Regions from separate parts of the Mus musculus genome. Here regions 2 and 3 are each linked to region 1. Evidence: chromatin contacts called from ENCODE Hi-C or POLR2A ChIA-PET data. All regions are on one chromosome and are shown on one strand. The core of a region is the stretch at or near the end of the contact, and the rest is flanking DNA. Distances in the headings are between cores, read along the strand shown. Region 1 holds the start of Ext1 (exostosin glycosyltransferase 1). Region 2 overlaps Ext1 (exostosin glycosyltransferase 1). Region 3 overlaps Ext1 (exostosin glycosyltransferase 1).

Region 1 (5,011 bases), core at 863-3,362:
AGCTAAGAGCACTTGTTGCTTTTGAAGAAGTCCAGAGTTCAATTTCCAACCCCAGCAGGATGGTCCCCACCCATTCACAACTCCAGTTCCAGATCTGACATCCTGCTCTGACTTCCATGAGTATCAGGCTTATAGGTGGTGCACGTACATATATCCAGGCAAAACATCGCTACACATTAAATAAATATTAAATAAAGATATAATAGGTGAGTAGATCTAGTGAAAAAATAGGGTAGGAGTGTTAATGGATTACATTACAAACTGAGACTGGCTGATTAAAAAAACAAAAACAAAAAACATTACTCTAAAACATCACTTCATCAATGAGAAGCTGAGAGTAAGCCGAGATCATTATTCCTAAGGTTCAATTGCAGAAACACGGGCTGAACGTGTTTCCCCTCACTTTCAGTACCATTTTTCTCCTACAACATCAACCACTAATGAACTGAATGCAAAGATGTGCTGTGAGCTGAGGGAACCACAGTTAGACAAGAAAAGCAAGAGACTTTGCCAATGCAGGATAAGAAGAGTCCTATCTTCTACAGGGTGCAGGTTGTTTGACAGCCAGATCTCAACACAAAGAGCTCTGTCTTGAAGACTGTTCATTGCAATCCCCCTGAGACCTGGGGTCACTTGTGGCTCTAATCTCTACCTTTACCTGAACCGTTTTCATCCTGCTCGGAAAATGACTGAACCCTTACTCTTGTTTCAGGCCTCTCTAAATCCTGTGGTGGGGACAAAGTAAATCATGAAAACCTACTTCATCTTTGGCAGGTTCAAAATGGGCAGAGGTTTCAGAATGTACCAAAATATCCCACCCAATATCTCTTCCCTTCTTTATTCAAACAAATCTGAAACAACAAAGGTTGAAAACTTTCCACTCTGCCTTATTATAACCATACCATGGGTACACAACCGGCTGGGGTTTTCAGTAGCCCGAGGGAGGTAGGGATGTGTCTGCTCCCAGCTCACTCACTCCCACAATAAACAATCACTAAACAGCTTGCTGCCCTAGGCAACTGCTTGTCCAGCTTGGCCAGGCTCTGAGGCTAGGGTGGGTAAGTGTTCTAAGCCAGAATTCAGGCTGTGAGGCCAGGTAATGCTTGGGAGTCTAGCACAGCTTGGAGGTCCTGGAGGTTCCTTTCAGAATCATCCAATTAAGTTCACTCAGAATGACAGGGGCTTGGGGCAGGGGAGTCGACAGAAGGAAGGTCAATTGAAGGAACCGTGGCACATTTATTGTAAATACATTTTTTTTTTTTTTTTTTTTTTTGCTTCAAAGGTTCCCTTCTACAGCTAGGGCCAGGTGACATCTTAAAAATACCACCTCAGGAAGAATAACAACACCGATGGGGGCAAAATGAAATGGCTTTCTTTTCAGCCATTAGATCCCTCCCGGCCCAATATCAGTGAATAGAACAGGTGGGAGGGATTCGGGAATGGAAGAGAGGGCACGCAGATCAGATGGCTTTAGGAGGTGTCTTCTCACACTCAGCCACAGATCCATCGGACTGTGACAATTCCTCCTTATTGTTGAGGATTAGGGTGTCTCGGCGAGGAAGACAGAAAAATAGGTGGATTACATAGGGGAATTAGAAAGACCACTTAAACGTTAAAAACAAGACCCACCAAAAAATTGGTCCTCAGCGGGTCCAAGTGTGGGGGGAGAGACATCCCGACCTGCGCTCGCTTTCCATGAAGTCCCCACCCCCCTTCCCCTCGCTTCTCCATTTTCAAGGCATCCTTCTCCAGGAACCGGTCCTCTCAGCCTCCCGGCGGGGAGGCGTTCCCGGCTCGTGGAGACCCGGGGCATCCCGAGCAGCGGGCTGCTGGCCACGTCCCCACACTTCCTCCCGCGCCTCTGGGGCCCGTCTGGTCCGGGTTGCATTCCCGGCCCGGCGTGCAGAAGGCCGGCGGTGGGCGACGCCCGGCCGGCTAGCGCTCCGCCCGCCGCCCGTGCGCTCCTGGGTCCCCGCGCCCGCGCCGCGCCGCGCCGCGCCGGCGCCTCTGCCGGCCGCCGGGGGTTATGAATGGGCGCAGCGGAAGCCCCGCCCCACCCGGACGTGACGCCCGGCCAATGGCAGCGCGGGCTGCGTGGATGGATGAGGTCAGCGCTGTCGTGTCGGGAATGGAATGTGTAAGTGTAACATTCAGAACCGGGTAACATTCGGCGACCGAACGCGGCGGTCGGCAGTGATAGCGCGGGGCCTGCGAAGCACCGCTCGGGGCCGGCACTGCCCGCGGGGAGGACGCGCCGCCGCCGCCGCCCCGCGCCGCCTCGTGCCGCCGGCCGGGCCGCCGCGCGCCCGGGGAGCCGGCCCCGTGAGCGCAGGAGTAAACACCGGCGGAGTGTGGGAGCCGCTGCAGAAGGGAATAAAGAGACATGCAGGGATTTGTGAGGTTACGGCGCCCCAGCTGCAAGATGCACTAGCCGGCTGAAGCCGGGGCGGATTGACTTGTTGGAACCGTAGTGCTCTGCACCGGAGTGTGGATGAGTTGAAGTTGCTTTCCCCGGGCTCGTTCTCCACGCCGCCGAGAGGAATCCGAGCGGAGAGGCAGTCACTTCGTCTTGCCATTGATTGGGTATCGGGAGCTTTTTCTTCCCTGCTCTCTTTCTTTTCCTCCGTCTTGTTGCATGCAAGAAAATTACAGTCCGCTGTTCGCCCGCCCTGGGTGCGAGATCTTCTGCCCGGCTCTCTCCCGTGCATTGTGCAGCCCAAAGATGAAAGACCGAAGGGGAGAAAGTTAAAGAAATCGCCCACATGCGCTGGATCAGTCCACGGCTTGGGGAAAGGCATCCAGAGAAGGTGGGAGCGGAGAGTTTGAAGTCTTTACAGGCGGGAAGATGGCGGACTGGAGCTGAAAGTGTTGATTGGGAAACTTGGGTGATTCTTGTGTTTATTTACAATCCTCTTGACCCAGGCAGGACACATGCAGGCCAAAAAACGCTATTTCATCCTGCTCTCAGCTGGCTCTTGTCTCGCCCTTTTGTTTTATTTTGGAGGCGTGCAGTTTAGGGCATCGAGGAGCCACAGCCGGAGAGAAGAGCACAGTGGTCGGAATGGCTTGCACCAGCCCAGTCCGGATCATTTCTGGCCCCGCTTCCCGGACGCTCTGCGCCCTTTCTTTCCTTGGGATCAATTGGAAAACGAGGATTCCAGCGTGCACATTTCCCCCCGGCAGAAGCGAGACGCCAACTCGAGCATCTACAAAGGCAAGAAGTGCCGCATGGAGTCCTGCTTCGATTTCACCCTTTGCAAGAAAAACGGCTTCAAAGTCTACGTGTACCCGCAGCAGAAAGGGGAGAAAATCGCCGAAAGTTACCAAAACATTCTAGCGGCCATCGAGGGCTCCAGGTTCTACACCTCGGACCCCAGCCAGGCGTGCCTCTTTGTCTTGAGTCTGGATACTTTAGACAGAGACCAGTTATCACCTCAGTATGTGCACAATTTGAGATCCAAAGTGCAGAGTCTCCACTTGTGGAACAATGGTAGGAATCATTTAATTTTTAATTTATATTCTGGCACTTGGCCTGACTACACTGAGGACGTGGGGTTTGACATCGGCCAGGCGATGCTGGCCAAAGCCAGCATCAGTACTGAAAACTTCCGACCAAACTTTGATGTTTCTATTCCCCTCTTTTCTAAGGATCATCCCAGGACAGGAGGGGAGAGGGGGTTTTTGAAATTTAACACCATCCCTCCTCTCAGGAAGTACATGCTGGTATTCAAGGGGAAGCGGTACCTGACAGGGATAGGGTCAGACACCAGGAATGCCTTATATCACGTCCATAACGGGGAGGACGTCTTGCTCCTCACCACCTGCAAGCATGGCAAAGACTGGCAAAAGCACAAGGATTCTCGCTGTGACAGAGACAACACCGAGTATGAGAAGTGAGTAAGGGCTGCCTCCCTTCGAGGCTCGGCCCTGGGCCCTGGATACCTGAGTCCAGGTGGGAGGGTGGGGGATGCGGGGTGGAGACAGAAGCCCTCAGTTCTGTTGCTTCCTTGGGATCCAGCGGCTGGGTTCAAGTGTGTGGGGTGAGCTTGGGCTTCTCAGGCAAACTCGACAAGAGTACTCTCTCCAGTCAAGTTGGTGAAGAAGGGAATCTTCCTGATACTTTGAAAACCATTCAGGACCCATGTGTCTTTGGCGCATTATGGGGGCTCGGATCCAAGTTTTGGAAAGGGTACTAAAGGGTATTTGTGACGACTCAGAGAGACACATGTTCTACGCAAGTCCACAGACTCTGACCCCTGGGCTTTGTCTGTTTCTCTCAAGAACATGGGTACCTGTTCTCTGTGCAGTTGGCTAGGCTTAAATTTGCACCTTCCCCCCTAAGCTTTAGATTCTTGATTCCTAGAATATTTTCATTTTTACCTTCCCAACTTGTGACTGCCTCTTACTTCCTCTACAGCACTGATGTTTATGAAGGGTAGAGTGTAAGCTGGTTAGGGTCATTCATTCATTCATTCATTCCTATAAGCCCTCTCTTTCTTGGGGAAACTTTAAAATCTGGGCCTCAGGCCCACTGCAGTGAACTACCCTTACTAATTTAGATTTCCCTTTCTTCTTTGTCTTTATCTATTTGCATATAAATGTGGACTGTTACTCTTTGAATGGGCTTGAGATGCCTCCTTAGCCTCTGTGGAGGGGAGAGTTTTGTTTAGTTGCTAAGTAACTGAGTTGGTTACTTTGTAGCCCCTTTCAGTCTTCCTTTTCCTCGTCTTTCACAGTCGCTGACACACAGGATTTCAGGTCAAAGTTAGAATCCACAAATCTGCTTGAAACCGAGGCTGGCCTGTGGGTCCATCGGTCAGCTTCCTGATAGCTGAGGTCAGTGCCCCAGACTCACTTGTGTCCGGCTGGGAAAGAGTGAGCGCCTATGGTGCATTTCCACTTTACGCCAGTTAAAAACCAGAGCAGCCTTGTGCTAGCTACCCAGGGAAGGAAGGAGAAACCTCTCAGCTGAGTACAAGAGGAACTGGCAGAGGTTGGCAGATTGTGCAAT
Region 2 (5,011 bases), core at 851-3,350, 210 kb after region 1:
ATCTGAGTTTGATCCCCAGAACCCACAAAACATAAAACTTACTGTAGTGGCGTGCACTCTTGCAAAACCAGAGCCAAAGAAGAGACAGGGGGTTGTCTGGGGCTGGCTGCCCATCAAGCCGGGCCCACTTGGTGAGCTCCAGGCCAGTGAGATACTTAACTTCACAAACAAGGGGAAGGGCCTACTGAGTCATAACTGCCAACGCTGACCTCTGGCCTCCAAATGCACGCACACACACAAACACAGACATTCTACTACGTCTATACAGAAACATACATGCACGGCAGTAAAGTCAACAAAAAGTTGACATCAATATATCATGAACGCGTATTCTGATATATTTTAAAACTTGTGCCTGGGTCATTGTTTACTAATTGTGGGCTGTATTTTCTAGGTCTTAAACATTCACAGGAAAGCTCCTATAGCTCTAGCTTTTGATGAATTGACCATACCTTTCGAGCCATGAAGGCAATATGAAAAGCTGTCACTAACTAGAACACTCTGTCCCTTCATCTACAAGCTCCATCAATAATTTAAAGGAACAACTTATTCATGAATTCCGTCAGGTCAGCATATTAGTCATGGATCTGCCTTTGGCGAGCCAGCGAGGTGGCCATTCATTGCTCTGATGGCTTTGGCATGTTGATTTGGGGCAAATGAAGCTGATGTGGTATGCACTAGTCTAGGTACAGGTTGTCACTTAAAAGCCTCGTTAGGTGAATGGCTGGATGCCTCCGGAGAGGCGTTCTTACTAGTACAGTATTGCTAGTTGTTTGCATTATAGTAGTTATCAAAAGTTCCTGGCCAGTGAGGGGATTCATTTCTGATTCTGTTTAAAATACCTCAGGAACCAATTCTGTGCTTACAAAGTTCCCCTAACATTTTGTTTGTAAACTAATGTGAGTTTCCAAATATGTAGAAGTCTGGAAAGAATTATCTGATGGACATCGGTAGGGCTTAGGGATTTTGAATCCTAAGCAGGTGGGTAGCTGTTTCAAAGTAATAAGAGAATATCACCTCTGGCCTTTTTAGGAGTATGAGTCTTTAGGAGTGGCCAGAAACTAAACCAGATCAGTTATCTATTGGGTCTCCTTCCCTCTATGCACCCCTCCACTTACTTCTCTTGTCTTCCATTTCCTTTGAGATGTAATCTCAGTATATTACCCAGGCTGATACAACTGTCTTCTGCTCCTAAGCTCAGTTTGCCTCCGTTTCCTGAGTATTTAGGATTATAAGTGTGTATCACCACAGCAGACTCTTATTTTTTGGGAAAACCCCATAAATATTGCACCACGCTGTTGCCCTTGTTCTTCCTTACTTCCAGGAAGTAGAGAAAGAGAAAGAGAAAGAGAAGCAGTGAGGAGAAGGGAAGGAACTCTTTCAGGGGTCTGTAGGATCACTTAGCGAGTCATGATTCCTGCTCTCAAGCCCAGGAAGCTGAGTTCTATCTGTAGCATCCACATCTGTAGCATCCACATCTGTAACATCCACATCTGTAGCATCCACATGGTGGAAGGAGAGAAGTAACTGGTTCAGGTTGTCCTCTGCCCTCTAACACACACACTGTAGTACACACACGCACTCCCACCTACATACACACATAGTAATAAATGAAATATAATTTAAAAAAAACTGTCTCAAAAGGCTGAAGTTGACCCCAAACATCCTGTGTAGCTGGGACTGGCCTTCAATTCCTGATTCTTCTTTTGTCTCCAGCCCCTTAGTGCTAAGTAAGATTAAGGGAATGGGCCACCATGTCTGGCTTTCAACTTTTTTTTTTTTTTTTAAGAGTCACTCTGCTGTCGACTAGTTTTCCTTACTGTTGCAGGCTCACCCTGGCCTCCCTTTACAGGAAGCAAAATCATCACCAGTAATTGCTGCAAGAGGGTTTAGACAGGACTGGTGTTTCCCACATGTTGCTAAGAAACAGAGCCCTCAGATGCCCTTTAGAACTGCGGAGGTCTGTCTTTCTAGTGGTCTAATTCTGCTTACTTACTTCGTAGCAAAGCTTCCAGTGTCTTTTGTTCTCTCCGACTACTTCCTCCCACTAGCCAACCCCAAGTACCATACGGATGTCAGGAAGCCTGTGCTGGCCAGAGCAGGAGACAGGCCCTTCCTTCCACGATGCAGGCTCTCTAGCTGCTGAACTTCTGGAAAGAATGATTGAGGGTTGGAAGAAACCGTTTGACATCCAACCGCAAAGGGAAAAATTAGTCCTGTGACCCTCTCTGGTTCTGTTTCATTCTGCATCCTGCGTACTTTATGAGGAACAACAGCCATGGGAACGGGAGTTATATTTCTCTTTAGAAGATTCGGTCACAATTTAATGGTGATCACAAGTCTGGAGGAAAGACAGGGTTGGAAGTCCTAACTGTACTTTCTTTTAGCTGCTGTCTAAGTTCTGAAAAATGCTACAGCCATTCATCCGCCGTGTTTAATTTCCCATCCCCCAACTCAGGACAGAACATATTCTTACACTGTTGACTTCTGCTGTTTTCCTGCTCTAGCCTATGCTCGGTGAGATGAAGCCAACTGCCCCACTTTGTAAGAAAGTCTTGAAGAAGCATTACGCTCCATTCTCCTTGCTGTTCCCTCTGCCATGAAAGCAATTATATTCTAGAGGCAAGGAAGGTATTGTGTTGCCTGGGTCCCATGGAAAGCATGCAGACTATAGCACTCAATATAACTCTATGACTGTGAGATAGTGGCTCATTTGTTACTGCAGCTTACGTTAACCCAAACGGACTAGCATACCATGTGCATCACACTGCCATGCTAATATTTCTCAGGTTTAGCACTAGAATCATTAAATGGTGTAAAACACCATTCCCTGCCGAGTTTGTCCGCAGATTGGTATTTAGAAAACAGTTTTCCAAAAGGAGGGTTGATTGTGTTCTAGTACTATCCTGAAGGTGAAGACTTACTAGACGCCTGTATCTTAATAAATGCATCGAATCCTGCAGGAAACCAACATTGTTGTATTCTGTGACCTGAACCTCGCCTTTGGCGTAACCCACCAAGCCCTCCCACTCATTGGCTCAGTTCCTCTGTATTGTCATAGTTAGGCCGGTTTTAAGAAGCAGTACTAAAGAACTTCCCACTGAGACATTTCAACACAGAGAGGCTTTCTGATCTCTTTAAAATAAAATGGTTAAAAAAGGTCCCGTGGGAAGAGTTTTCCTCCTTAAGCAGACTCCTGTGGAAGTGTTTACATTTGGATTGGGGGTCTAATTATTGTTTTTCCCACCACAGATCTACCATAGTTGCATCATAGTGCAAGGGTCAGTTTTGTGGGTCACACCCACCAGTGCTCACTGGGCTCATGACCGTCACTCACTTCCCTTCCCATCGCTGGGGCTTTTCCTGGGTAGTGCTCTAACTTCTTAGCCGTCCCTACATCTGTTTCATCATTCATGGTGTGACCTTCCTTTGGGAGGCCAACAAAATCTTAGCAAGTCCAGCAACCCTGGCCTCGGGTTACTGAAGTCATGTAGGACAGAGGTGAGCCCACAAAGGGAAAGTCTTGAGCAAATGCAACAACAAAAGCTATAATTAAAATCTAAGGTCTCCGAGACACTTAGTCATTAGAGCTGGAATGCCCAAGTATTGTAACATGTTCCAGCATCATGGTTAGTTCTGTGTCCAAACCAGTGACTACTTTTAGAAACATCCGCTCCAGATGACCATATAGTTTTTCTGTTTTTCTGTTGTCCTCTTTCCCAAAGACAGGGAGATCCAATGTCTATGAATGCTTGTGGCGTCTGTATGTAAATTTGGTTGTTAACTTCTTTTTTTGTCATGATTTTAGCACCTTAGAAGGATACCTATGACATTGCTCAGCAAGTTTTTGTGCAATGAAGAATGGATGGCAAACAGAAAAAAAAAAGTTACTGTTTAATTTTGCATCAGCCTTTAATACTTTACTGTTAGCGTTGTGTCTTATTAGGAAAAGGACGAAGAGAAAGCCCAAGTTATGATCTTTTACAATGAGATGCACTACATCGCTTATATTTTTACTGCTATTTACATATTTTGTTTTGAGGTATATTGTTCATCCAGGCTTCTCTGTATAGCTCGGGCTGGCCTTGAATTTAGTGTGTAGGTAAGGTTGATCTTGGACTCCTGATCCCCTCACTTCCTTAATGCCAGGATTATAGAACAAAAGCCCATGGCTACTGTGCCTAGCTTCCTATATATTTACTTCTGTTATCGGGGAGGAAAGTCTTTTTAAGAAATAGCGGGGGCTGGTGAGATGGCTCAATGGGTAAGAGCACCCGACTGTTCTTCCGAAGGTCCAGAGTTCAAATCCCAGCAACCACATGGTGGCTCACAACCATCTGTAACAAGATCTGACGCCCTCTTCTGGAGTGTCTGAAGACAGCTACAGTGTACTTACATATAATAAATAAATAAATCTTTAAAAAAAAAAAAAAGAAATAGCAATTTGGGGCTGGGAGGGTGCTCCATATGTAGGAGCATCTGAACCATTGTTGCATTGCCAGCATCTGTACACCGCCGCTCACAGCCAACAGTAAGCTCTGATGCCAGTGCTCTCTTCTGGTCTCACACTTAGCACTTGGCCCTTACATGGTGCCGAGTTATATACATACACTCAGACATGATATTCTTACACGTAAAATCAAAATAAATTATTTCTTAAAAAAAAAAAAAAGACAGAAAACACCACAATACCAAACCCTACTTATCAACAAAGACCAAAAGGGTGGCATATTTTTTAAGCACTTTCCTAAGATTCTGTCATAAATCTTTGGTCTGGAGTGAAATCTATTTTAAAATAACGTTTCTGCAATAACCCGTTCTGTGCTCCTTCCTGGTTCGGATCTGAGTTCTCGATTCCCCTGTGCTCTTTTGCAATCTCTCCGTCCCCGTCTGTGCACGGGCCCCTCCTTCCCTGCCTCTAAATCCTATCGTTCTTTAAAATTCATTTCAAGTGTCATTTCCTCTGGATACACCCCTCATGAGTTAGATGCTTCTCTATCTTAGCGCACCC
Region 3 (5,011 bases), core at 940-3,439, 180 kb after region 1:
TGTGTACAGGGCTCTGGTGCTGGGTGTCTAAAGCAACCCTGGTGCAGTGGTCAAAAGATCAGGAAAACTAGGAGCGAGAGTAGAAAAGTAAAGAATGATGAGGGCAAATTGCTGTACTCATGGATGCACAACATGCATTATTTAGTAAAATGTTGACAACTAACTCACTTGCCTGTTGGGCAATAGCTTGGTTATAGTAATATTTACTTTGCTGGGGCAGCCTTGCTGCCAGGTCTGAGATTGGCTTGGGATAAGGAAAGAAGGAAAGGGGAATTTCTTGGGTGATAGAGTCTCTTCAGCAGAGAACTAGATCTATTTGCAGATTGACATATACAATCAGGCACATCTAGGCTGTTTTTGTATCTGGTGGTGAAAGAGATGCGTAAACACAAGCTACCTCCTTTTCTTTATTTTTTTATTTGCTTCTGTGCTCAGAAATGTTTTGTGACTCTCCATGTTTTGGATTAGTAAAGCTGTGTAAGATGGGGCTTGGGAGTGAGTAAAATCTTTATGACACACTGGTCCTCGTCTGCTGTCTCAGGTGGCGTGCCACCACTGTTCTCCTTAAAATTAGATGTAAGCCAGATGCTCTTCTTTCCTAATGAGACAAGTATTTTTCTTGTAAGATCTTTTTCACCCATTAATTTTTCAGATGCGTAGGGCCTATGTCAGTATTTGGTTTTGATACATACCAGTTGTGTGTGAAGTTAGACACACAAAATATGAATATTTCATGCTCCAAGGAATTTTTTTACCTCAGATATTAGCAGAGTTAACACATGCTCTGGGGTTATGAGGTCTTCCCGAGATGTCATATTGGAGGGTAACACATTCCTGGAATGATTGATAGATTTAAACTAGTGACAACTCAGATTGATTGGTTATGGCTTCTTGGTTTTCCATATTAGAAGGCTTTTGAGTGTTCCTGACTTCAACAGCTATGAGATCTATTGCTAATGTCTGCCATGGATATCACTCTTGACTTTTCTTATTTCATTATGACTCCTTGTATACACACTCTATCCACGTGAAACTAGTTGAGCACAGAGAGTGCATACACCTGTCATTACACAACTTCTGAAACGGTGTTCCAAGAATTATATCAAGAAGCAAATTAATAGCCAGGCATGTCACTCATGATCATTGCACTGGGGAAGTGGTTGTTGAAAATGTAGGAGTTCAAGGTCAGTCTAGGCTAGAGACAGAGGGGACAAAGTAAACATTTTAAAATCACTTGTTAAATTCCTACTGTGTGCTTCAGCCTCTGGGAGGAACAACTATGCCATGGTACGTGGAATTGTTTGGAAAGACACACTAAACGGTGCCATATTGGGATTGGTTTTATGTAGCAAATGGAGCTTCTATAAACTACGTTTAGTCTTTATTTATTTATTTACTTATTCACTTTACATCCCTCTCACTGCCCCCATCCTGGTCAGCCCATGTCCTCATAACTACGCTTTTTTTCTAAAGAGTGGGAGGACATGGCCTATTGGAAGCGGTTGGCTGTAATTAGAAGATAAACGACAAAAAGGTAATAAGGGCGTGGGGATGATGAGCCCACTGGCCCACCATGGCTCTCTTCTTCTTGCTACAGTGTTCTAGATGAAAGCTCCTTTAGGAGGTCAGAAACTGGCTATCAATCACCTTCTTTTTATTCAGCAGTTTACTGAGCTGCTTGCCGGGTGTTGGGCACCATATCAAGATGGCAGGGCTTGGCTGTTGAGTCTGACCAGATGTTCTGTAAGTTCCTTTCTTATTCTATTCCGAAAATGTTTGTTTAGACTTCTTGATTGACTTGATCCCAAGGACATCCAAAAGTCACTTTGTGGGAGGAGCGGGGCACCCCCTTTTGGGAATCACTGGAGCTACAGAGAGCAAATGTGGAGGTGATTTATTTAGCTCTGCTTCAAGCTCTGGCTCGTAGCATGCACTCATCCGATCTCTGTAACAGTTTAGAAATGGTGCCTATTTTAGTTTCCGTCTATACTCATTCCACACACAAAGGAACTGAAGTCAAACAGGCTTAAGTGACTTTCTTACCTTCATCCATTTCCCCTTAAAATATAACGTAGCCACCTGCTTTTACCACCATTCCTTGCTGCATGTTTGCCGGCTTAAAAATAAATTGAACAAGGAGAGCGTAGGCACCAGGTTTGTTGCTTTTTCTTCTCTTTTCCTTTTTAGAAGGGCTCTGATTCCAGATAATTGCAGTCCTGGAAATAGAACAGAATCTAGTACTTGAGAAGGCTCGGGTTCCCCTTCCAAGCTGTTCCTTGCAGGGCCCTTAATTCCAGTACGTTAGCAAGAGCAGGGAATCTTGCCTGCTTAAAAATAAAGCAAATCTGAAGAAGAGATAGACACCAGCGTTGCTGCTCGGTTTGCTCTTTCTCCGTGTGTGTGTGTGTGTGTGTGTGTGTGTGTGTGTGTTTTCTGTTCTTTGTTTTGTGTCTATTTGGTTTCTTTGGATTTTATTTATTTATGCTTTTTTTTTTAAAAATGCTCTGTCTACATGTATACCTGCATACCAAAAGAAGGCAGCAGATCACATCATAGATGCTTGTGAGCCACCATGTAGTTTCTGGAACTGAACTCAAGACCTCTAGAAGAAAAGCCAGTGCTTTTAACCACTGAGCCATCTCTCTAGCTCCGTTTGTTTTGTTTTTTTTTTTAACAGGGAATTTCTGTGTAGCCTTGGCTGTCCTAAAACTCATTGTGTAGACCAGGCTAGCCTTAAACCACCTGTCTCTGCCTCCCAAGTGCTAGGATTAAAGGTGTGGGCTATCACACCCAGCTCTCATTTTCATTTTAGGAGAACTCTGGATTCCAGATAATTGAATTCCTGGAAGTAGGACAGAATCCAGTACATAAAATGTCTCCGGCTTAGTCCCCTTAATTATTCCAACGTGTTAGTGAGAACAGGAGATCCTGAAGAGACACCAAGCGATAACTCAGCTTCCCTGTGTTCTAGTTCATGAACAGATTTTTAAGGCTACTGGTCCCCGTGACTAACAGATGTTATTTTCCATACTATTGGAATTGGGACATACGAATGAACTCAAAGAGAACTATATCTGAGAATGTGACTCTTCCTAACATCCATCATTAGAATAGCAGTTGTAGTGTGATGTTTTGGGATTTGGACCTGCCCTGTTATTTCCAGTTTCTTCTCACACCCTGGACAACCCAGGAAACTCTGACACACTGGGTCCCAGCCTGTTCATAGATTCCTGATTAGAATTTGATATTTTGATAAAGCTTGTCTGTCAACTTGCTGTAAGACTTAATTTTTCCAGACAATCAAGAGTCTGACTAAAAATGGAGGAACCGGGGTTCAGCTATAGGTCACTGGAAATGGAAACGGATTTTTTCATACTGTCTGACTGCTTTCAGGAATGCTATTTTTGATTCATGTTTAGTTGAATCAATGATAAATCATCAAATTTTTATGAGTCAGTCCTAACTCAGTAGTGATCTTACACATTGGAAACATAAAATGCTCTAACATATTAATATAATAAGCACAGTTTCAAAACAGAGCATTTTCTATTCTCTAGTCACTTGTTCACTGGGCAGTTGTGGTACAGCAGGGAAAGATACATTGAAAATGTCCTTACAATCCATGCACGGAGCTAACTTGCTGTTAAAATGCAGTCTGCTAGTCAGGGTGGCACATGTCTTTAATCCCAGCACTTGAGAGGCAGAGACAAGCTTCTGCGTTTCAGACCAGTCTGGGATACAGAGTGAGACCCTATCTCAGAGCAACAAACAGAGAGTCAAATCATATTGTCTTCTTTTTTTCTTGCCTTAGCATCTTGAATAGTGTTTGGGCTTTCCGTTGACAGTTTCTTATTCTGCCTCTCCTTGGTTTGAGCACTCAAACATTGCAGAACATAAATAAATAGAAATAAATAAATACATAAATAAATACTCTCAAGTAGGTGAGTTCCCAAAGGACAGCTTTACATGGTCTCTTTGCCTCTTTTGTGCTGCTGGGCACAGATTTAGACAAACTCATTGCTGCCTGCATATTAAGAGCTTAATAAATACAGATGGGAGGAATGCATGATTTATGACAGTGTTGCCTGTTTAGCTTGGTGATAATGCTCACAGATCCTAGGACTATGTTTCTTGTGGAGTAAAAATAAATAAACTCCTCTTTGTAAGTTAGAGAGTTGATGGGAAAAACCAAGGAACGCCTACAGACTTTTTTTTAAAAAAGGAATTTCCTGTGCTCAGATAGTTGAGTTCATTTGCAATGTCTCTTGTCCTGACTGACAATGCTGAAGGATAAGTGTATGATATCAAAAGCCTGAGCAGCTCCAGGGTTGCTACAGAGAGGAGAGGGGAATGGGTTGAAAGAAAATCCGCACCGTCCTGCTTCAGTGTCATCTCTCCTCTTTGTACAGGGTGGCTGAAGGCTACCTTAGGTCTCTATACTGTTTGCCTGGTAGGTTTGTTACTGTTTTCCTGGCCTGACCTGGTGATGCTGGTGAGCAGCCAAGTGTTCTGGAAGTCCACACTCTGGTTTTGCGAAGGAGGTCCTTGGTAAATAAATGGGGCTCTCACCCTGTAGAGTGCATTTCTTGCCGACCAGAATTGAAGCTTTGCCTGTGCTTTTGACCAGTGCTGGCTGCTTTCTATAAGGGCAGGGTCTGTGCACAGAGTCACACAAATGCACTTCTCAGTAGGAATTGTAGAATTCGGCTTGTAGAGGAAAGGACTGTCGAGTTGGCTAGACCTACGCTTGACCCCGCTCCCTACATGGGCTGATAACTAAAAGAAAAGAATGTCAAATGCTTAAGAAACAGTGGGCACCGACAGAAAGGTTGCCAGGGCTTTGTCGATAACCAGCTCTCCTTTTCTTCTTCTGCCCTTTTCCTCCTCGGGCTCAGCTAGCCACTAAATGAGTAAATTGCTAGCGGGAATGATCCTCACCAGGCTTGTGAAACCAGGGGCCTAGGTAGGCAGCAGATTGCCAGATGGAGTGTGGGTCTCTCCTGCCCCAGGA

The links. A loop is a pair of places that touch in the nucleus more often than their neighbours do. ChIA-PET counts read pairs that join two places held with the same protein, here RNA polymerase II (POLR2A).
Region 2: a map of T-helper 17 cell shows a loop between it and region 1 (3-fold over the local background). The contact joins the enhancer-like site here to the promoter of Ext1 in region 1. A Hi-C loop is called at or near these places in 3 of 37 maps with a recorded cell type or tissue (Patski, T-helper 17 cell and T-helper 2 cell). POLR2A ChIA-PET finds 5 or more read pairs at or near these places in 1 of 5 experiments (Patski).
Region 3: a map of mouse embryonic stem cell shows a loop between it and region 1 (2.7-fold over the local background). The contact joins the enhancer-like site here to the promoter of Ext1 in region 1. A Hi-C loop is called at or near these places in 1 of 37 maps with a recorded cell type or tissue (mouse embryonic stem cell). POLR2A ChIA-PET finds 5 or more read pairs at or near these places in 1 of 5 experiments (Patski).

Annotation. Positions count from the first base shown.
Region 1 is chr15:53,343,284-53,348,294 of GRCm38, reverse strand. Ext1 (exostosin glycosyltransferase 1) reads left to right here and starts at 2,112. Exons shown (of 11, transcript NM_010162.2): 1 at 2,112-3,893. The coding sequence starts at 2,932.
Region 2 is chr15:53,137,485-53,142,495 of GRCm38, reverse strand. All of the region lies in intron 1 of Ext1 (exostosin glycosyltransferase 1), which reads left to right. Among named protein-coding and RNA genes, the nearest start is that of Ext1, 210 kb to the left of the region's middle. Within about 2 kb of position 2,100, at least 1 of the 3 ENCODE cell types and tissues checked has a DNase peak (open chromatin) inside an H3K27ac peak, as active enhancers do.
Region 3 is chr15:53,159,392-53,164,402 of GRCm38, reverse strand. The region is part of intron 1 of Ext1 (exostosin glycosyltransferase 1); the gene reads left to right. Among named protein-coding and RNA genes, the nearest start is that of Ext1, 180 kb to the left of the region's middle. Within about 2 kb of position 2,189, at least 1 of the 3 ENCODE cell types and tissues checked has a DNase peak (open chromatin) inside an H3K27ac peak, as active enhancers do.